Regions from separate parts of the Homo sapiens genome. Here all the other regions are linked to region 2. Evidence: chromatin loops called from intact Hi-C (ENCODE). Cell type or tissue: A673. All regions are shown on one strand.

The links. A loop is a pair of places that touch in the nucleus more often than their neighbours do. Peaks named below come from ENCODE experiments on the same cell type or tissue, not always from the same donor. Only the 100,000 strongest peaks of a DNase experiment are listed, where the experiment ranks them.
Region 1: a loop joins it to region 2, with 2.2 times the contacts of the local background. A loop is called at or near these places in 2 of 110 quality-filtered maps.
Region 3: it touches region 2 in a loop (3-fold over the local background); 7 of 110 quality-filtered maps call a loop at or near these places.

Annotation. Positions count from the first base shown.
Region 1 is chr4:95,754,188-95,762,187 of GRCh38, reverse strand. No RefSeq gene overlaps it. Among named protein-coding and RNA genes, the nearest start is that of PDHA2, 82 kb to the left of the region's middle. In A673, no CTCF peak of the experiment used is centred here; DNase peaks (open chromatin) are centred at 547 and 4,097; H3K27ac peaks cover 877 bases.
Region 2 is chr4:95,546,917-95,554,916 of GRCh38, reverse strand. UNC5C (unc-5 netrin receptor C) reads left to right here and starts at 5,944. Exons shown (of 16, transcript NM_003728.4): 1 at 5,944-6,183. The coding sequence starts at 6,060. UNC5C-AS1 (UNC5C antisense RNA 1) reads right to left here and starts at 5,769. Exons shown (of 5, transcript NR_183914.1): 1 at 5,686-5,769. RefSeq lists an enhancer at 5,373-5,502. In A673, no CTCF peak of the experiment used is centred here; DNase peaks (open chromatin) are centred at 816, 2,276 and 3,086; H3K4me3 peaks cover 1,932 bases; H3K27ac peaks cover 416 bases; H3K27me3 peaks cover 1,281 bases.
Region 3 is chr4:95,370,608-95,378,607 of GRCh38, reverse strand. All of the region lies in intron 1 of UNC5C (unc-5 netrin receptor C), which reads left to right. Among named protein-coding and RNA genes, the nearest start is that of UNC5C, 170 kb to the left of the region's middle. In A673, no CTCF peak of the experiment used is centred here; a DNase peak (open chromatin) is centred at 4,597.

The DNA of each region.
Region 1 (8,000 bases), 210 kb before region 2:
GCTTGAATGCCTTGAGCTATTATACCTTCTAACTTTTGCTGATGAATGTTTGGAGAATGCATACAATGTTTAGATATACAGTGTTTAGCTGACGTTCAAGTGTTCTCATGCATTGCCTTTCTGTGAGTACAAGTTCGGTCTATGTAGTCATCCTCTCTGGTCTCTCCCCAGCATGTATGCAGCCTTTCTGACTACCAGGTATACATGGCACATATCAAGTTCTTCTATAACTAACTTATTCCCCAACTCTTCCTGTAAAGTTTCTAGATGATCTGCAGATCTAGTGTATTCCCCGTGTGTATCACAATCTCAGAGTAACTGCAATGTTAGCCTTCCCTGATTTTTGCCACCAAGGTCAAATTGTGTTTGATAGCACTTTCACGGTGAGTTTTTTCATGCTCCAAATCAAGTCATCTCTCCAGCATAGGACCATTGTCTTCACAGTCTACCTTATCCTGGTAGAACTAGAATACCACAAATCTGGTCTGGGGATGATTTGAGTTGCCCCAGGCTACAATGCCACATACTCTATTACAGTGCTTACAATGAGTCATTTTTCTTGAATAAATACTTCTCTTCCTGTTTTTATGCATTTGGCAAATATCCAAACTTCCAAACTTTTGGGGAAGATTTAGTCTTTTTTTTTTTTGAAGATGTAGTCATTGTATTTGGGGAAAAGAATTTTCAGAATTCCTCATTCAGATATTCTGGAATTCCCAGCTCTAAATATTAAGTTTAATAAACTCTTTGAACATAGAGGCTGAGAGGCTGATCTTTTCTCAATGTCTCTGCAGTGAGGAAAATTTTTCACCCAGTTTTCTCATTGACCTTTATAATCATCACTTCTAGATATATGTAAAGATCCCTCTGGATTGTTTATTCTTTCTTTATATTTTATCCCAGATCTCTGGCATTTGATCTTCTGGGATTTCAAGTGTAAAGATTTTGTTTCATTGAGGCTTGTGGAGAAGCAGCTTTCCCAACAAATGGGGAAATGGCTGCCTGAAAATAAAGCCAACACTAGAAATATTATAAACTAATTATAGTTTCTAGTTAGATACAGAGCAACCAAGATGTAGCACACTGTTTGAGACTAAATCCAGTCATATGCAAAGCCAGAGCTAACCCTGGACATTTTAGGTAAGTTAGCTGATAAGTTCCTGGATTAGTCTGTTTTCACACTGCTGATAAAGACATACCCATGACTGAGCAATTTACAAAACAAAGAGTTTTAATGGACTTACAGTTCCACGTGGCTGGGGAAGCCTCACAATCATGGCAGAAGGTGAAAGACACATCTCATATGGTGGCAGATAAGAGAAGAGAGCTTATGCAGGGAAACTCCTGTTTTTAAAACCATCAGATCTCATGAGACTTATTCACTTTCATGAGAACAGCATAGGAAAGACCCACCTTCATGATTCAATTACCTCCCACTGGGTCCCTCTCACAACATGTGGATATTCAGGATGAGATTTGGGTGGAGACACAGATAAACCATATCAGCTCCTTTATGTTGCAAGCTAGCATGATCTGTAAAGGCTAGATTTCTGTCACTTGCAAGTTAAAAAAATCCTGATCTATTTTATATATATTATATACACACACATGTATATATAATAATACAAACTATTCTCTTTAATTTCCCTTATCACAGTTTTAATATTATATTTGTATCTGTGATAGTTTTTTCTTCTCTCAAATGATAAGCTCCAAGGAGAAAAATATGTGTTTTATCCAACATGCCTATTTCTATAAGATATTTATCATTTTTTCTGTCCAGCTTCCAATACCCCTGCCTACTTTATTGAATGATGCACTGTGCCATCTTACACAGAGTCCTATGGAAACTGAAAGAGGCTGGGGCAAATTCTCCCTCTTCCTGCCCTCCAAAAACCAGGGTGAAACATGTGCCCTGGGTTTGGCCAGTTAGACATTTGTATTCTCATCTTTGAATTTTGCTTTAGTGACACAGAAACAGAGAGTTAGAATCTAATTCACAGCATCAACAATGATGTTTCTCAGGAATTCCAACATCATCCTGACCAAAATCTTATTGTTTACATGTTAGCTCTCAAGCAACCTGGGTTAATCTTATTATCTTTCAGTCTCACTACTGCAACTTCCAGGCTGTTTATTCTGTGTACCCCTGCTGCATTTCCGGAAAATTTCCTTTTTCTCTTAGACAGACAAATTTTGTTAGCGTTGCCTGCCTCCAGAAAACCTGACCAATAAATCAGAGAAAATTCTGTGATTAGCACAGAATATGAAGTCAAAAAATAATTATTAGAGCTTTGATAAAGATAATGATTTGGGGGAGAAAATATTATGTTTCTATTTGGCTGGGTTTTTTTCTTTGCACTGAATTCAATTCCATAAATATGTATGAAAAGCCACTGTAATAAGCTCTCTGAAGTATACAGACATGAGTAAAACACAGTAATTTATTTCAAAATGTTTATGTTATAATTAAGGACTTCTAAGAGTGAAATTAAAGGGATAAAAGATAAGGCAACTACTGGTTAATTTTCCATAGAATTCTATTTTTGCTAGAATTATTAATAACCAAAGGTGTAATACCTGCAAAGGCTCATCTGAAAATATTTACTGAGAATCTCCTAGTTGCTAGGCATGGGCTAGAGGCTAAAGATACAGCTCAGTGCAGGATAGGCAAACTCATGCTTTAAATAACTTTTATTCTGATGTTTTATTTATTTTTCAAAGACACAAGTTAAATATATAAAATATTATGAAAATCACTTTAAATGGCAAACCACAAACCTGAGAAAACATTTGCAACTCTTTATGTGAGTCATAAAGAGTAACACCTTTAATACATAAAGAAAATTCAGAGATTCAAAAAAATGCTAATTCTCAAGTTGAAAAACGAGCATTACTCCGAAATAATTTATAGAACTATAAATTCCTAATACATACTTGATATCTCATTAGCAATCACATAATAAGAGATAATTTTTATTTACATAATTTGCAATAACTTAGGTAGCATGCTAAATATTAATGATTTTTTGGTCAGACCAGCATTCTCAGACATTATGTTGGTAAGAACTTTGGCAACATTTTTCTGTGCAGCATGTAGCAATCCTAAATTTTCCATTAATAATTCTAGTTCTGAAAATGTGTTCTAATAAAATTAAAATTGGAGCAAAGTTTGCATACAAACATATAACAAGAACAAAATGGAAAAACTGGAAAACACAAGGAAAACAAAACATTCTACTCCAAATCTCCAATCTTATAACTTTTCCTGGAGTTATCCCAAAATGTTTTTCTTCCTTCTCAGAGTGCTATAGGTCTAGTTCCTTGCTTTATTCTCACTTTGTCCAAAATTATTTCATACTTCAGTGTGAGTCAGCAAGTTTTCCTACATTGAAAACCACTTGCATTCTAATTTATGTTTATGCTAATTATCAAATCAGTGTATTCCTCTTTCTTCTGATACATTAAAACTCATTCCAAATACTGAAAACCTCTTTTGAGTGGGTTCCCTTGTCTCTTGTTATTTGATTCTGAATTAAAGTGGGGTACACGGATTGTTCAAAAATACTGTAAAAAGAACAAAGTACTGTTACTTAAGACAGCACCAGTTCAGTGTCACAAAGTATTACCTTTCACTTATCCTTATTTTGTAAAAACTAGTCACCAATTCAGTTATGTTAACATGTTTAATAGGGAACTGATATTACTGTGTATCAGGAAAAGGTTTGAGGCCCTTTTCCTTAAAATAGCAGTTTTTGAGAAAGTGCAGTAATGATTCTAATAACTATAAAAATTTGTAGGGCTTAAAAATCCTTAGCTCTTCCTCTTCTGCTTGGTAAATGGCATTTTGTTCTTTTTTTGGTGAAAATAAAAATGTTAAGAAATAATGTGCACAATATAAAATTTAGAAGCAGTTTTTACTCATTATGTGTGAGGCAAGAGACAGGAAATGGAGTCAAAGAATAAAAAAGTAACACAGAAAATATAAGGTCAGCTGCATCAAGGGCTATTTCTTACAGCATAGTACCTTTATTAAGAATTCTAAATTCATTCAACCATGGTACAATGGAGATGTTTCTTGAAGTAAATATTACTAACATTCTTATTCACTTTACAATTCAAAAATCATGAAATTACTAAGGAGTTCTAGCTGTGCCATGAAATGACTTTTATTCCTTTTATCTTTTTCATAATGTAATGGTTTCCGCACTCACTAAGAGTCTGGATGTCCCACATTAGAAATGAAGAGTTCTGCATTGTGTGTATGAAGTGAAGACTCAGAAGTTACAGCCTGTTCTCCCACCAATGTTCCACTATTTTCACATCTCCTTCCTTTATCCTTTTCCCTGCCATTCTTTATTTAGGAATGTGCCAGGCATTTTACAAATATTATTTCATCAACCCATTTTATAGGTATGCAATCTGAGGCTCAGAAAGCTCACAGACTGGATTCAAGGTTATACAGGTAGTAAGTGATATATTATAGGTTTTTCAGACTCAAAGTTCCACTCTTTTAGTGTGACCAGAAGGAAATCATTTTTATGATTAAGTTTTCAGTGGCTTATTGTTGCAATGGGTTCCACTGAACTGGTGTTAGAGCAGACATTTAATTGCAAATAAGCCAGTCTTGTGCATTTTTCTTTAGAATAGCGTCTGTAGAAGCTGAAAACACAAATACATATTAGGATTCACAGAAATATTTCAAAGACTACAAATATTGGATCACGAACAAAGCAAATCTGTTGTCAAGTGTATACCTGGGAAAATTAATTAAATCAAGTTAGCTATCAATGAGGTTAAACTTGATATGTGTTCAATATAATGTTTATTGAAAGAAAAGCAACCTCAAACATAGAAAGATTCTGACAATTGTAAAACAGAGAAATCAGGCTTAGTTAAATTACTGTGCATCTCCAACAGACACTTTGCCTAGCTATTTATATGCAAATTGAGGAAAATTTCTGTACCAAAAAGCCTTTGTAATTAAAACATAGTTATTTAAAATGCTGACTATAATTTTTAGTTTACAAAACATACTCTAAAAATATTTTATTTTAAATGTTAACAAAGCATAGTACCTGAACACCATATGTTCCCCCTTTTTGCCCAGTAAGTTTTAAATTCAAGACTTCCTGGAAATGTGTAACCAATGTGAATAAAATCTGCTAGCACACTAGTATCAAAGTGCTCTCTCAATTTATAAAGCAAAACCAGGTTATCAAACTGTAGGGCTTATAAGAATTACCAGTAAACCTCAAAAAAGTCACAGATTCCTGCATTCCCCCGTAAGGAGATTCTGATCCAGTAGTACTGTGAGGCCAAGGGGCTGCAGTTTAACACATGTCACAGGTGATACTGATGAAAGTGGTACCGGAACATATTTTCTAGAACTCTGCTTTATAAAACACTGACTGCTTTATGAAATATTAACTTAAGTGGCTCTTTATTTCACATTCTTAGCACCCATGGCAGTTCTTCAATGTCATCCTAATCTTTGCAGTGAAGATTTCATGCAGTGGCCAAATTTTCAATTAAACACAATTCTACTCAAATTTAAATCACACACATCATTTATCACGGCTGCTAAACCTGTTGGTTAAATAACTTTTATGTTCCACTCCAGAGGCACCTCATTTTTGTGATGAATTAAGAGGTCCCTATAAAGTAGCCTTATCTACCTGTTCCTATCTCTCATGAGTGTTTCAAGAGTATATGATCCTCAGATGCTGAGGTTGAAAAGAGAAAACAGAAACAGCAGCATGAAGGGCAAATTAACTGGCTACTTTAGCAGAACAATCAAAGTTGCATTCTATCACAGGGTAGTTGACTGATAATCTAATTCTCCGATTTGTAAGTTAAGGGATTCAATTTTGTCAGAATGGCTCAAATTCAGGAGGGAGGTGGAAAGTTATTTCATAGCAGCAACAAAAACAACAGCAACAAAAGACCAATTGTAATTAAAAAAATCAACAATAATATATCTGAAGAATTAATGGGTACTATGTAAGGCATTCTAATAAGCAAAACATATGCACTTTATCACTAATTTTAAGTTCAAGACTTCTGTACGAGATACATAATAATATTATATATATTTGGTGAATAAAAAACTAGATTAACTAGATGTCCAAGAAACTAGTGGGTGAACTAGAATGCAAATTTACAAATGTGCCATGAGAACTATAACTAGCAAAGTGACCCAAGAGTACTGTCTTCCACTAAAACAATCTACACAGGAAATAAAATTAATCAGAGCAAGGAGAGTGGTTAGTTGAATGAACCTGATAGTTAATGACATCAAACTATGATGGCCTGAGGCATTCATGGAGAGTGCTGGGGAAATGTTGACAAATTTTTCTTCTCAGACTCCCATTTCTTTACACTCAGGCTAACTATCTTCAGGAATATTAATATCATTGATCCACCTATATTTATTTCATATCAATTCAATTCTTGTTATGTGCTCCTGACTGTACCCCCCACCACCCCAACAATCACCTTGATTAGGTGGACCTTTCTTAAATCTCCTCCAGGATAAACCGAGAGACCATTTCACAGGATGAGGTACTTCATCGAATGACTAATATACTACATTACTTATTGATTCTTACTAGTATGGTTCTCGGGGATTAATATGTCCATATTTTAAAACCCTCTCACTTATGCCCATCTACTTATTACATCAGAAACCAGACAATGTAATAAGTACCCTAAGCTATGGTGGAAAATAATTTGTAATCCTATTCAATCAACTGATAAATATTTATTGAGAGTTTACTTTGTATCAGGCAATGTACTAAGTGCTATTTCACTTATTCCATTCTATAAACATTTGTGTCCAGTACTAGAATGTGCTGAACAATGGAAATCTGCAAAGAATTTACTCAGTAATACACTTAAAAACCAACCAACCAACCAAATAAAATACATCCCATATGAAAAACTGGTTGGGACTATAAAGACCTCTGGAATTCACCATGATTTTTTTACTGATTTTTTTAATAACCTTTTTAATTTAGAGTAGTTTTGTCTTTACAAGAAAGCTGCACTGATAGTACAGAGAGACTTCATCTACCCCTTACTTAGTTACTTCTACTGTTAACATCTTATACTACTGTGGTACATTTGCCTCAACTAAGGAGCCAACACTGGCATATAAGTATTATCTAACCTCCACAAATTATTTGGAATTTACTAGTTTTTCCTTCATGTCTTTTTCTTATTCCTTGACCCCATTCAGGATAGCACATTATGTTTAGTCATTATGTCTCCTGGTGTGTGATAGTTTGTTATATTTTATCTACTTTTGATGACATTGACAGTTTTGAATAGTACTGGTCAGGCATTTTGTAGAATATTCTCGTTTTGAGTTTACCTGATGTTTTTCTCGTTTTTAGACTGGGATTATGGGTTTTTTGAGAAGAAGACCACTGAGGTAAAGAGCCATTCTTGTCACATCATATCAAGGACACATTACTTATCACTCATGATGCTAACCTTGACCATCTGATCAAGGTAGTATTTGCCAGCTTACTCCACTGTAAAATCATTCTTTGTTTTCCACCTGATTTTATATCAATTTTTGGAAGTAATTTATTAAGCATACCCACATTTTAGTGGGGAAAAGAGGCAGGAGGTGTCAATTTCCATCTCTTGGAGAGAAATAGATAACCAATCCACATAAATTACCTGGACCTCTTCCGTATAAGAGATTTTCCCCTTCTTCCCCATTTAATTTGTATCAGCCTTGATATTTTTTAATGGATATTAATTTCTTACTTTGGGTTTTAATCCGATAATCTGCTTTTTATTTTAGTGCTTGAATTGTTCCAGCTTAGGCCATTAAGCGCTCTTCCACATTGTCTCCTGTGTCCCTTCCACATCTACCAACCTTTTGTTTTTTTTTTTTTTTTTTGAGTACTTTCTTATTTTCTAGAATCCTCCTGATTTTGTTTCTGAGTTATTCCCTAATCTTGAGCAAGTCACTTTACTCCTTCATG
Region 2 (8,000 bases):
AAAAAGAAAAAAGAAAAAAGAAAACACTTTCCTCCCTTTTCTCCTTTTTTTCTCAACCAACTATAGAACTATTTTTCATTTACCTGTAATTCTTCAAATACACCCTCAAATGCCCTGTCTTAATGTCTTTCTTTCTGTGCCTTCCCCTTGTTGCTCCTCTCCAACAGAGTTGTGTCCAACTCAGATGATCTGGCCAACATGCACAACACCCTTCTCCTTATCCACCATTTGTGATTGATCTTAGGGGGCTATTTGACAGACCGTCAAGGAAATGGAAACTACTTGGGCTGAGGGCTTCCAGAAAAGTTATTTGGAAGGCATCTAGGCTAGATGCAGCCCCTCAGGACTGTTCCACCTTCTTCTGCCTGAAAAGTGAAACATGACTCCTGGAGGTGGAAAAGCTATCAAGCAACTGTGAGAATGAAAGCTGTACATTCTGGAGCATGGAGCCAAGACATGAAAAGAGCATAACTGAGCTTCCACAGTGGCCATGTACTGTCTACTCCCAGGTTCCTTATCGTTAGAGATAAATACACCCATTGTGTGAAGAACAGTATTGCTGATACACAAGTGTGTGTCTTACTTTTAGGTAAATCTTCTTCTCAGGCTCCCATATCCTTATATTCCCACAACATTTTTGTGTTTATTTAAAATCCTTTTGTTTATTCATTTATATTGCCTGTAAGATTCTGAGCCATTGCTACACAAGGACTATACCTCATGCATATTTTTCCCTAGGGATCCTAGAGTGGAACCACAATATAACAGGGGGGAAGTGAAAGTTTTCTGAATTGAATTGGATTTAATTCTTCCAGTCAGTTAATGGGAAAAGCAATCCACAGGGGGCTGGCTGCTCTTCAGCCTTTCTTAACTAGTGCTCTTCTTTTGCTACAGTGATGTGTTGTTGCACAAAAGCCTGGAGAACTCATCTTGCCTCATATACCACAGAATAGGGATTTGTTATTTTGTCTGCCCTACATCCATTCTCTTTGGCATCTTTTTTTTTTTTTGTATTAATCATTTTCTATTGTATCCTTTTGGAGAACCCCTTATCCCCATTTTCAATCCAAGTTTCCAGTTGGCAAATATTGGCACATGACCAGGCCTTGCCATTCAGTATATGCCAAACATCTGGCCATGGTAATTGCCTCAGTTGTGAGTATGTGGCCCAAGATAGGCCAGGGCCATAATTCTGTATTTATTTTTTGCCATTTGGAAACGAGTGTGCTTTGTGTTGAGATTGACAATGATAAAGACAATGTAAACCTGGAGCTGCTGGGAATCCCAGGATGGAGATCATAAGTCTGTGAATGAAACCAAAACAGAGGAGAGCATAACCAAGATATTGAGGGTGGGGGGAAGTACTAAGTCCCATGAGTGATATTTAAATTCATGGGTCTAAGACATCATCCCTCAAATCAGACTGTCGCTAGTAAATACTAACTGTGTGTGACCTTGGGCAAAGTTACATAACCACTCTGTTTCCTCATTTATGAAACGGAGATAATAATGGCACTTTCATTCAGTTATGATGATTAAATGAGATAGCACATGTAAAGAGCTTAGAAAGTGCCTGACACACAGTGAGTGATAGTAAATGGTATCTATTATTAAATAGATATTTCTTATCCATAGTTTTTGAGTTATGCACAGTGATAAATTATCTTTTTGCTTAAGCTGGTTCGAGTTGGGTTTCTTTCACTTGCAACCAAATGGGTCTTATCTAATAGAATTAATAAAAAGCAGAAAGCCCTAGAGAGTTTTGGTTTATGACAAGTTAAATCTCTTTCTCTGGGCTAAGGCAGGGAAGGAGGATTGAATCAACTGAATCTAGACCATCTGGCTCTCCTTCGTTGATGTCTATCAGTAACATTATGTGAGGTCTCTGAACTCCCAACTTGTAGGAAAGGAGTTTTCCTCATCACCATCCTATTTATTCACTAAAATCCTCTTTCTCCTATGTTGCCAGTTAATGCAGTTAATAATATCCCTGGTATGAAGATTTATTTTTAAACCTACACAAAAAATATAAAAAGTGAGGAATCAAACATATAAGGAGAGAGATACAATGAAAGAAAATATTTCCATAATTAAAATATATGATCAATTGTTTTTGATTTAAGCTTTAAACTGGAAACTTTTTCAGTACTAGTTCCGAGTAAATGATATTATTATGAAGCAGCCTACATGCTAAATAGCATACTTTTCTTGGTGTAGATTTCTGGAGGGATATGCAGGGGATTTGCATGCTTAATTCCCATTAGCACCTGTCACTGGGATTTATTATCCTAGAGTTAATTCTCCACTCACTGCAGCCAAGAAAAAGAAAGCCCTTGTATATGGATTTAAATGAAGCTTTTCATTTTTCAAGATGAGATGAATTTCCTGTCTGTTCCTTAAACACCTGCAGTATTCCAACCCTAAAAAGTCAAATTCCAATAAATTTTTGGTGAAAATTTGGCAAAACTTGATTTTATTCAACAACTAGAAAAGCCTACTCATAATTTGATAACTTGAGAGGCTGAAGAGGAGAGGAAGAAGGTTTAATGAAGGACTTAGCTCAATTTTAAATCCATTGGTTCTGATTCAATCCATTCAATATTCAGTAAGTATTTATTGATCACCTATTATGTACAAGGTATTGTTCCAGGTTCTGGGTATAGAGCACTGAATGTATTAGAAAAAAATTTCTCCCCTGAGAAGCATACATTTTATTGCAGACTGCATATATATATACATGTATACACACACACACACACAAATATATATATACACATATATGTACATATATAAAGTAAGTGTTATATGCAAAATCAAAGCTGGCAAATGATATTTTGGATGATAGATTGTTGCTATTTTAGGTAACTTGATCAGTGAATGCCTCCCTAAGCAGTGTCATTTGAACCCAGATCTCGATGACTTTAGTAAACCTATTCTCAGGAGCCTATAAAACACTATTATTTCTCTCATGAGGAAAAAATGTGATGATCAACAAAAGTAGTCAGGATGTTAATTCACAAGACAAGTTCCATCTGTACTTGTAGAGAGCAGGAAACTTGCCTGCTGTGTAAAGCTGATGTATTGCTGGTGTTTTTCCTGTCCTTTGTGTGGTGCTCTCACTCTCTTCCCCCTTTTCCACCTCATTACTCTATACCACTTCTCAAACCATTCTCCTGCCATCTTTAGGCTGAATTTCAGTATTTAACTACATTTCCTCTTTTAATCTCGTATTCTTTATTTTAAGGAACTAATTGCATGTGGTATCTGTCACTGAGTACCTCAATACCCCAAACAGGAGTAGGCGACAATTTCAACCTTCTTTAGCTGTCCTAGACTTTGAGGAGTCTTCCCCATTGAGCTTTTTTGGCAGGAAATCAGTCAATATTGATTGAGTACCAACTATATATCAGGCTCAGTTTAGGAGCTGTGGTTGAAATAATGAACAAAGGCAAAATCTCTGTCTTAAAAGAGTTAAATTCTAATTTAAGAAGACAGGCAATAAAATTGTAAATAAATAACTTTTGGATGTCGTTGATGTGATGGTGAGTATGTGTGGAGATTTCTTAGTACTTAAGCTGTTGTCCTTCTTAGTAAAATTGTACATATAAATATAAAGTATAATAATAATCCCTTGTGAAGTCATTCTCAAAATACTTGACAAGTTATTAGTGGCCTCGATACACCATAAAATATGGTAGCTGCTGGCCACATGTGACTATTTAAATTAAAATTAAATAAAAATTTCCAATTCACACTAGCCACATTGCATGCAAGTAGCCACATGTATCTCATAACTACGACCTCAGAAAGTACAGATATGAACATGTTCTTCATTGCAGAAATTTCTGCTGAACAGCACTGGTGTAGATAGCATGAGGCTAATGGGAATTTTTCATCAATGGTAAGAACAGCAGTTTACAATTTTGGCGTCAGGCATTTTACATATGTTTAACTTACATAATCCTCAAATAACCCTATGAGATAGTTCCTGTTACTAGACCCATCTTACAAATTAGGGAAGAGAGGCACCTAGCTTTAATGTTCAATATCAGTCAAGTAATAAGAAATGCTAAGAACTGAAGGCAGACAGTCTGGTGCCAGCACCCACCCTGTTGTCAAATATCTTGATGTCTTGGTATGGAGAAGATGAAGAGAGTGAAGAAGGGTTTTGTGTGGTGGACAGAGTCTCCACAGAAATAAGAAGTGGCCAGTTTTGTCAATGTCTTTGGCAAATACTACCTTTTCGGATCTCCCTGATTCATCCGAGATAGGTCTTATTGCCTAGATGGGGCTGTGCAGGCAGAATCATAGAATGTTAGAACTTAAGAGAACTTTGAAACTATCAAAATATTTCACAAATGAAGAAACTGAGACATTCACAGGTTACCTGACTTACCCAGGGTAACAGAGTAGTTATGACCACAGCCAAAATTAGACCTCATGTTTCCTGCGTGTGTGTGTGCATGCGTGTTTACACATGGCCCCCTTGGCACCAAGAGCATAAAATTCCCTGATGTATTATTAGTTTAAAGACATGCTAATCTTGGGAAGTGATTTTCTTTTTCCCAAAATGTTGTCTGTGTCTGTGTGTTGACCTTTTAATAAATTCACTTTCCTTTTGTCTAGTCTTATTTTACCCACCCAATCTTGCATCCCTCCATCATGACCACAGGGATTCACAACCCAGCTACGTAGACAATTATTTCCTGTAGAAAGGTAAACAAATTCATAGCAGCTCGAGTTCTTACACACACTATTAGAAATTTGAAAAACATGTTATAGGCTCCACCATCACTTTGAGTATCTACAAATTTTGCTTTGCATTTTTTTTTTCTAAGAGAGTTTCTCTCGGTATCGCATCACCACCCTTGTCAGCCACCAACATGCACGCAAAGAAAGCACTGTTGCAGAATGAGTTTCCGTCGAGCTTTTAGTTTCTGTTCCACTGCAAAGGGGTCATACGCGCTCAGAACATAAAGCAGTCTGACTGGCGCTGACAACCCCAGGACAGCAGCCGGCTGGGGCAGTGCAAAAGCTTCATGCCTTCTTCCCCAACCAAGAAGGACTTCAGTTCGAGCCCGCACCGGCTTCGTCAACCGCGAGACCCGAAGTCGTAGACCGAGTCCAGTCCTAGGGAATTCGGCTGAGGCTTTGCCGGCGCGGCGAAGAAGGTGGCAGGCGGCAGGCTGAGCTCCACTGGACACAGCCTAGTGGCCCGGGGCGCGCCCGCTGCACTCCCGGCGTCCAGGTCTGGCGCACCGCGGGAGGCAGGCGCGCTGCCACTCTCCGCAGCCGCTTCGTCCCCTGGTCTGTCTCGCCTCGGCTTCAGCGGGCAAACCCACAGCTGGTCTCCTGGGCGCTGATCTCCCTGCAATCCTTGCTTACATAAGGCGGGCGGGCGTGCTCCCGCCCCCGGTTACCCCCCAGAGGAGTTGTGCTGCGCCCTCTACGCCTCCTTGGCGAGCGCCTTCGCGCACCCGTGCGCCCTACTCTAGGATGTGAACCTCCTTGGCCACCCAGCAGCGACAGCCGGGACATCTCTCCGCCGGCGTGAGAACACTGAGATTGGAGACCAGAGCGCCTGACGGTGCCCAAGCTTCCTCCCTCCGTTCCCTCCTCCTCCAACTCCCCCCACTTCAACCCCCACCCCCACCCCCACCCCCGGTGTCTGTGTGTGTTCCTCACAGGCGAGGGGACCCGGAGAGCAGTCCAGACTTCGGCGTGCGGCGGAGCTGCGGCTGCTCCTGCTGCTGGGGGGAGCGGCGGAGGTGGCCGCCTTGCGCCTCCCTGGACTTCCCAAGTGGGGGCAGAGCAGTCGCTCGCGGGAGACGTCAGTTAGAAGGCATTGGGAAAGAGGGACCTTCAAACTCCTCCTCGGCGTCTCCTCTCCTCCCCCTTTTGGCCCCTGCCTTTGGAGAAAGTGGAGTGTGGCGCTTGGTTGTCGTTATTTCTTCGGACTGCTTCGCGGTGCACGGATTCAGCTTCTGCCCAGTGGGGCTTTCAGCTGTTTGCGCGTCTCTCTGTCCCCCTCCCCTCCCCCCGGCACACCTCTGTCTACGATGAGGAAAGGTCTGCGGGCGACAGCGGCCCGCTGCGGACTGGGACTGGGATACTTGCTGCAAATGCTCGTGCTACCTGCCCTGGCCCTGCTCAGCGCCAGCGGCACTGGCTCCGCCGCCCAAGGTAAGGGGGTCCGCCAAGCTCCGCGGCCACCTCCCTTAGCTTCTTCCTTCCCTCCTTCCTCTCCTCCTCCCCAGTTCTCTTGACTTCCTCAATTTGCCTCGTTGCTTTCAACTGGAAACCACTCTAAATTCCACTTTCCCAACTAGTCAAGAAGCTTTGATTATAATAATAATAATTATTATTATTATTATGTTTAATCTATCTTCTGAGATGGGCACGAATGGACCAGGGACGAACGGGGTGTGGACACGCAGCCGATCCGTCTCCATACGTGTGGGAGCCTGGAGTGTCTTGTGCCCTTTCAGCTCCGCACGCGCACGTTGTTGCATATTGCACACACGGAGGTTTGGAAAGACTCTCGGTGCGGGTGGCTGTGTGACATACCGTAGATGCACCCCGAAGCGCATGATGCGCAGAGGCTCCCCGCGCTGTGCCAAGACTGGGGTAGCAGGATCTTCACTGAGTCTCTGAGCACACTAGACCCCGAAGGGCGCTCAGCTAAGGAAATGTGTCCATTACTGTCAAGGACTCAAAAGCACCCGTCCCCCTCGCCTGCTGCTTCAGGTGCTGTGGAAATACACAGCTCACCCGAATCCGCGTACCCGGCTGGAGGCAGGCCCGGGATGTGCATGCCTCTGCACTCATACATACCCCGCTTCATGCCTGCTTCCCACCAGGGGATGTAGAAATGAAAATCCCGGAGCTCTGGGGGAACCGGCTGCTTGTTCAAACCAAATCCGAAACTCCCCGGGGTAGTCGACCAGTTTATAACTCTGACATTTTAATTTAACGCCTGTGAACTTTAACATAAGTGACCGGGGCCCTGGGCGAAGCCGGGTTGGGAAGAGTGTGGCCGGGAGTTGGGGATGGGTAAGGGAGGAGGGGAGGCTCCGGAGCTGATCGCCCGGCTCCCTTCTTGTCCGCCTAGTTTGAAGTGTTAGCAGCAGCTCCCAGCCTTCAAAGCCGGGAAAGCTGACTGGAAGGGAGCGCAGAAGAAAGAGCCAAGGCTGTCCCCTCCGGGGTCTCTTTCAGGTCACCTGGGCCCCAAAACTTCTGGCCAAGCCCAGCTCCTACTTGGGTCTCTTAGCCCACTTCAGTGGTGATAGCCGGCTCAGGCGAGGCAGCTCAGCTTTTCCTGGAAGAGGAGAGAATGAAGGAAGCTTATGCAGCATTCAGAGGCAATTCAGGGATTCTCCCTTCACTCTCGGTTACTCTTCCTTCCAAATTTGGAGAGTAAAGGGAGGCTTTACGATAGCCCCAACTCCCCAGGTGATGTTCAGACACCCTAGGGTTTCCGGACAGCATTCCCTCTGATCTTAGAGAGGCGCTGGGGGTGGGGATGGGGGTGTTGGAAGCGGAGGAGAGCGCCTAGCATAGGAGTGCGGTCTGGGTGGAGAGGTAAGTGATTAGCAAGGCTTTGTGAATTAGCGATAGCTTCTTCGGAAGTAAATTTTCCTGCTGCCCTGCTAAGTGGCCCTGCTCATAAATCCTTCCTTCCTTTCTCGCCAGATGCCTCCCATCCCTGAGGTTCTGCTCTGGTTTTCTTATGCACACCTCCAGAGTTCATCTGTCTGTCTATTTAAAAAGGAATCTCCACCGAGAATCATAGCTTGTGGATTTCCTAAAATTGATAAGAAGTTCTCAGGGCGCTAGCCAAGGGTGCTTAGAGGGGGGTGTTTGGAAGCTTAAGTGAACAACCTTATGAATAGTCGTGGAATCAACCGCGCGACTCCCTGTGGAATTCGCCTGCTGTTACTGGGCATACAAAGGACTGAGCCATGGGGGTGGGTGGCGGGAGAGGGGGACGGGGCACGGTG
Region 3 (8,000 bases), 180 kb after region 2:
GGTATGCCATGTACTGGGACAAAGTCCTCAGCCCTTATAATGCTTTTATTCTGGTGATCCATCAAAAGCTATTACTCTGTGGAGGCTATTACTAATTAGAATTTGCAAAAATTGTGTTTGTTTAAGTAAATGCAAAAAGTCCGACTCTTTTCTTAGCTTCTGAAATGATCATCAGCCACAATACCCTTAAGATATAAAAATTATGATAGTTACGTAGGCTTTCTTCAGTACTTCAACCTAGCCTGATTTGAGATAAAATTCTGTTGAATTTAGTAAATGTTCTTCTTATTAATAGATTATATATCTAAGGATCTGATTTTTAATTCCTACTTTGAAAGTGAGTTACATTTTGCATTTACTGTACACTTTTGATGTGGCCAATTCAGTTGCAAACTAACATGAATTGTTAAAACTATAATTCTCATTTCCATCAGCGTATTCCTTTGGGAAAGAACATAACCTGTCCATGAAAGGATACTCTCTCTATATATAAACTACTGAATCTTGGATTTCTATTAACTATGTGGCTTTTAGACATAGGTAAATGTAGTGAAAGAAAATAATGTGAGCTTCCATCTAATAAGACCAGACTCTGTCTTTGAAAATAATTATTGGAAGGAGGGTGGGGAAGGAACCTGTGCCCATTCACATGAGCTCTACTTGCTGTATATTTAAAGCAAGTCAGTTATCGAGAAGGAATCCTTCAGAATACCGCGAACATATGGAAACTAGCTGCTTATACATATTGTCTAACTCTTTTAAAAGTTATTTTGACTTTAAAAGACCAAATCCACAGAATGACCTTGAGCTACTATTAATCCACCTAACTGTAGGGCGTGAACACAGAACACATCTGCCATCTGTCAGCTGAGAATTCCCCTGGCACCACCCAGACTCCCACTCCTCACAAAGTCCTCTTGGGGCTAAGATGACTTAGAGAGAGGTCTTTCTTTGCTGGCAAAGAAGGAGTGCATTTAGACTAATCATTAAAACCCATTACCTAACAAAGTGCATGTTCTTAGGGAACACAGAGATACTTGCCAATGAATTAATCAGCAAAATAGGCTAGGAGAAGGTGGGATTAGCAGTCTCAGAAAAGATCAGAATCCATGAGATGCCAAAGCGGTTTCACTTGCCATAAATCTTCACCCAATTAGAGGGATTTTTATCTTAACATTTCAGGGTTCTATCTGGATTTAGTTTCTTTGTTGCTCCACAGTATGTTATAGCTGGGGCTGGAACAACGACCAAGGTTTTCCTGGAGCTTGATAGGGAAAATCATTTATTTGAATAATTGATCATTCAATTAGCAAAGCAAATGTTGAACAGTTGGACAGCTCTTTTTATCAGTGTTGATGGGAAGTAATTGGCTGTAGTTCATTACAAAGCAGAAAATTGAAAAGTGTGATTTTGAAATAATATTAAATACAACCCCCACCAATAAAGCCCTCCTGCCTACTCCTTTTGTCATTGTTGTTTGGTTTTCTTTTCCCTCAGTGCTATTACATTCCAAAGTAAAAATCAAGGAACTGATTATGTTCCCTGGCTACTACTGAACAGTGATTTCCCTATACCAGTGTGTCTAGTGTTAAATAATTCTGCAGAGTAAGGCCTGCAAGTGGAGAATGATATTAGCACTTCGCTGGCTTAAAACAACAGCAAAAAGGCAGACAACCAGAACTGTTGTAAAGGGAGCACTGGAGGGGCTCTTGGGCTCAGCTGAGTTTCCACTCAATTTGTAAGAAGAAACCATATTTTCAGTAAAAATACTTGCATATTAAGTGGTCAAATGTGAATTTTTAACAATAAAATATTGGATGGATGTAGAGTGTATTCATTATACACAACAATAGTGGTTTATCTTAAAAGTAATTTGAAAATACTTAGAAACAATTTGATACAATTGCAGCCTATTCTTATTTCAAAGTAACTTTAACCCTTATGTCAAATGACTGTATTTTGGTTCAAAATCATGTACTCATAAATCAGTTGTCATCATAATAAAAATATTTTATAGGATCACTTGAACATTTCAAGAGGTTCTTATAACTTGGAAAGAGTTATTTAAACTGATTTTTCAAAATAGGAGCTTCTAAAGGTATAAATTGATTCCTGGTTCTCAAGCTGACCCTGTTTTTAGCCAACATAAATATTGATAAATCAGCATAGCATTTATATATACTTGTTCATATAGAATATGAAAACGATTTTAATGTTTAAAAGGAATCTATTTTCTTTTAGTCTCTAATATCATATAACCTGCTTCTTAGAGTAGAAACTGGATTACTGTATAGTTCAGCAGTACAGAATTAAGAACAAAATAATTTACTGAAAACAAATATATATTTGTGTGTATGCATATATATATACATACACATAAGATATATATGTATAAATATGTATGTATTCATACATATATGAGATGTATGTGTAAGTATATATAGAAAGGAACAGATATCTCAAGGGAAAATTTTAAAATGAGTTAATGAATCAAACATTGATTCTGTTTATTCTGTATATATATATATTTTTGTTTGTTTGTTTGTTTGTTTTTTGAGACGGAGTCTTGCTATGTTGCCCAGGCTGGAGTGCAGTGGCATGATCTCGGCTCACTGCAAGCTCCGCCTCCCAGGTTCACGCCATTCTCCTGCCTCAGCCTCCTGAGTAGCTGGGACTACAGGTATTAGTATTTTTAGTAGAGACGGGGTTTCACCGTGTTAGCCAGGATGGTCTCAATCTCCTGACCTCGTGATCTACCTGCCTTGGCCTCCCAAAGTGCTGGGATTACAGGCGTGAGCCACCACGCCCGGCCTATTCTGTATATTTTAAAACTATTCTTGGATGAGAAATAACTTCCACAATAATGCTAAATAATGAGCATGCTTATTTTATTCCTGGATTTAAAGGAAATTTCTGAAGAATTTTCCCATAAAGAATATTGCGTTTCGCCTTAAGATAGGTACTTTGCTATTAGAAAATTGTTCTTCTAATCTTATTTTCAATGGTTTTATTAAGAATGAGTGTTAAATGTCATCAAAAACTTTTTGCCTCAAATTAATTGTATGATGCTTTTGTGGGTTTTCAGATTAGCATTTTATATTAACATGTTTCTTTATAACAATCATCTTTATATTCCAACTTTTATCCTGTTTCTTCATTGTAAAAGGAATACTGACGTATTTCTTGAAAATGGTCTCCTTTAAAATAATCCATTGTCATTTTTTTACCCTGTTTGGAAGTATGGATAATGTATTTTTCTATGACATGAAAGAATCTTAAGAGAAACTACTTTGATATTGGTTTCTTCTTATTTTTACCTAAGTTTTAAAATGCTTTCTTCAATTATGTTCTTCATAACCAATTCTAATTCATTTTTATGGTGATTCTGAACTCCTATTATGTATCTCTGTGTCTGTCATTTTCTCTCATCATTTCTTAATTTAGCTTTTGTTTGTTCATCTCCTTCTTATCCAAATGTTTATTGTGAGTCTACTACGTGACAAATTACTAGGCAAGAAGGATGAAGGAAAGATAAATACAATAAAATATCCACTTTCCAGTCTCTGTTAAGCATTTTTACTACATGTTACTCTAACCTATATTCTTTTCTATATCAATTCAACTGTTTCATGCTTGAAGTGCTGATTTAAATATTCAGCATTATAGTTCAACCTGCGATGTTATTATAATTTAGCAACCATAACATTTTTAACTTCCTGAGAGTCAGTACTGTAAATTTTTCTAAACTTTGTATTTACTTTATATGACATATATATTATACTTGATTTCCATACTTTTCTGCTTCTTTCATGTCCTCTTGAGAAGGAGTCTGACTGCACCAGACCATGCCTCACTTAGACTGGGTTAGATGGCCTGCCACCCTGGGCCTCCCTCTCCAGAGGGTCCCCATTTTGAGCCTTTCCCCAACTATGCTCCTCCTCACCTACCTTCTCTTCTAGATTATGCCTTGGGTAGTCAAGATTCCAGAATTTTCTGCTCAAATGGCTCTAGCTTGCTTTCCAGGGTCTGCATGGATCATTTGCTTGGGCCTGTCCTCTCAAGTAGAAGCCTTGCTGTCAGTGTGTAAATCCCTGATTCTGAGGGGAGGCCAAGGAGCGACTGCTTGTAAGGGGTGTGGACAGAGCATGTGCAGTGGACCAGGATGGCCATAGAGGCATATGCAGGGCTGCTTATGGCAACTAAGGAATCTGGTCATTGAAAACCCGTGACACTCAAAGCACTTAAAGAATGATAATTTGGAACTTAGCTTTATAATATATCTCTAGAAGATATATTTGTCAAGATTAGAGGATAATAAATATTTTACTTAATACTTTGTTGCCTTGATATATAACCTTGAAGTATCTAGGCATATGGTGTGCAAACCTCCATTTGCACTCTTATCCTGAGCCCGGCAAATGTTGAGGGCAAGTCTGCATTGAAATATTATTCTCCTTTGTTTTCTTGAATTATTTTCATAATTCATTAAGAAGAGTCCTGAGGGATGTTGCTTTGACATCTCCTTCCTGTTTTCTTAACATCAGAGTACGTGCTCCCCGAGTTTTTTGTTGGTATGTCAACTTGCTTATAATGTAATTTAAGGGCTAATTCAGACCCATTCTTCAAATGCAGGAAAAGATCACAGTTGGAGGCCAACTGGAGATCAGATCTCATGTGTAGTGATTCCATTAGAGATTGTCATCAAAATAACTTCATCATATTTAGAATGGCTTAACAAACTAAGATGAAATAATTTTTACTCCTGCTTTCTTATTTTGAAGCATAACATAGTTCAACATCAGAGGGACATTAATGGAAGCTCGCCACCCCCTTCCCACATTTGTAAAATGAATCAGTGTCTTTCCATCCCATATTCAACAGCTAAGCTATTTATGTCCCATAAACTCAGGGCTCATTCACTTATTCAGCAGCTATTTCCTGAGTGTCTACCTTGTGCCAGTTGCTGTGCTAGTGCTGAGGATACAGCCGCGAAACAAACAAACTGTTAGGACATTTGGGAGGAAGAATCAGATAAACATCATATCAACACATCAACAATTGCCACAGTATTGGGCAGGGATAAAAGTCACCAAGAAGAATGAAATGGTGCGTAAGGAGACGGATCACAGTCAGGGAAGTATTCTTTGGCAAAGCAACAGTAGAGAGTGCTCCTGGATGCGTGGAGGGAGCAGGATATGTGGATACCTAGAAGGATATTATTTAGTAAGTATTAGAGGAACACCAAGAAAGTCTGAGTGACTGGCACAGATTATGGGAGGGAGAAAATGTTAGGAAATAGAATAAGAAGAGGGTCAGCTCATATAGATGTAGGGCATTCTAGGCCATGGTAAAATGAAACCATGGAAAGCCGGGGAACAGTTAAGTAGTGTTGTGGCATGTGTTTACTTATGTTTTTAAAAGATCACTCTGGCTGTTGCGGGATAGTTGCGTTTAGGGGTCAAAACAAGGAAACCTGCAAGGAGGCCATTACTATAGTACAAGACAAGAGATAGTGAGATGATGGTGGTTTTGACTCTGTTGGTAGCAGAAGACGTTGTAGGAGTTGAATCTGAGGTATATTTGGTCTTTAGGAAATCAGAACTTAATCCTAGCTTCAAGGAGTGCTGGCAGAATCTGCTACAACCTTGTATTGTTTTTACTCTCCTGTGATGGTGTAGCTGCTTGAGGATTCTTCCTGATCAGGACCTAGGGCCTGGTGCTACTTCTTACACCCAACTTTTCAGAAATCTAAACTGAACTCTTTTGTTATATTTGTGCATCCTCTGAGCACTATAGAATGATGTCTCAGTACCTTGCATAGAAGCAGAGCAAGAAAATCTCTCCTGTGTTAACAAACCACCAACCACACATTCGTTCTGCCTGTAAGTGCTATATTTTATATCTATTTCTATTGTAATATGCCTTAGATCTAATTTTGAATGTGGAACGAATACTCATTTTTAATAAAAATGTAATAGTACCCAAACAGGGCCAAAGAAACTAAAAATCAGGATGTTAAATCCCATAAAATGTTTTTGACTATTTCTCAATTTTATGGAATAACAATAAGAGGAAGAATTAAGAAATCTCTTTGAAATCAATAATACCTAACAGAGCAACCTTTCCCGTTTGGAAATCGCTTTTCTGTATGTGATAGGGGATGTCATCCAAAATATCATGGAGACCATTATGTCTGCATTTGTGTCAGTGGGTTTGCCTAATTTAGGTCTCAAATACATGGATGCCAAACACTTAGAAAGCAGCTGTTCTTCTAAATGTATTAAGCAATTTACTTTAGGTAATGTAGCCTATAAAATTTTAATTTTGGATTAAATAAGCCATATCCTGCAGCATGCCTACTGCACCTTGATATTCAAAAGATGAAATACGGGCATATTTAGTGAATTTCTTCTCAGGATGCTCCACTGGAGAAGGGTCAATAGTTTCCTAATGAAAGTAGTCAATAGCAATTCCTCTTAGGAAGCTCAAGGAAATTAGCATTAAACAACAGGCATGGGTGTCTAGGGTTTTACACAATTATGTGATAGGATTGTTACATGTTTCAGGAAATGGTTTCAGGAGGCATTGCACTGAAGAGGCAATTGATAGGAAACAGTGCAATTGTCCTGGCTCTGGGGCTGGCTGCATTACAATGTAGAAATCAGAAAGACACATAGCTTGAAAATCTATACTAAGAAATGCAGAACATGGTTTTTATAAATAAATTGCCAAAGTTAGTAAGGGTTATTGCATTTTAATGTCATGATTTGGAAGAGAACAGATGTTTTATTGGGTGAAAATTTGAGTTAAATACCCATTTGATTTCCAGCTTCTCAAGTGTCCTTTATGCTACTGTGAGGTTTTGAGCTGTGAAAAACTATTTATTGAACAAACACTTACGTAGCCCTGGTGTTTCCAGTGCTTTGCACATGTTAACTTATTTAATTTACATAACAATACTTTGAAGCTGGCGATTCAGTTATCCCTGTTTCTCAAGTGAAAAAAACAAGACACAGAGAGGTTAAGTAACTCATCCAAATTCACACAGGTACTAAATAGTGAACTCAGGCAATGTATGTAGATGCAGGACTTGCCTCTAAACCATCAGATTATGCTGCATCTTCCTATCAGTTTTCATCTTTTCCAACTCTAACCTCAATCACATTTGATACTCCCCCCCCCCCACAAAATATACTGTGTTTTTATTTCTTTCTTATCATAGCTGTAGGTTCAGCAAATGTTGAAGAACAGTGACAGGTCTGCCTTATGTACAGTGGGGTTTGCAACATTTTAAAAAGCAGTATGGATTTTTCTCATCTTTTATGTTTCTTTTTATTTCATGTCCGTTTTTCTGTCAAGATATAACCTATGGAGAAACGTTATGAAACAGCATTACACTGAGGAGACTATCACAGCTAGGGGAAGGCTGCCTCACTGAAGTGTTACTGAAAACAGACAGGCTTTCAATCCATGTTTTTTGGACTAAACAATGTTTAAAGTAACTTTATCAATAAACAACTAGAAGTTTCTAATTTCTAAGTAATTGGCATTACTCTTTTCTTAAATAATGTACTAAATATGAATAGATAAATAAACCTAAAAACTTCCTAATGGCCCCAGGACCCTGCTATGTATTGTGATCACTAGATAAACAACGTCAAGACAAGCTTAAACCTATAGCTTTCCCTCTACAGACCGCTTACTTATTAGAAAAACGAATGACCACTTTGAACTACGTATTCTTTTGAATGACATACTCTTTTGTACAACCCAGTGATTATTTTATTCATATAATCATTGGAAATCATGTAGTGCTTTTCTTATGATGCTGTTGTCTTACTGTGATAAAGTATAAACCTGTACGCGGTAATTACATGGAGTCACCCACAATGGGTGGTGCAGTTTGCTGCTTTTGCAACTTCAGAAGAATGAAAAACACAAATCAAGCTGCCAAATATAAGTGAGCAAAAGAAGGTTAACAAAACAAAACAACAATTAGC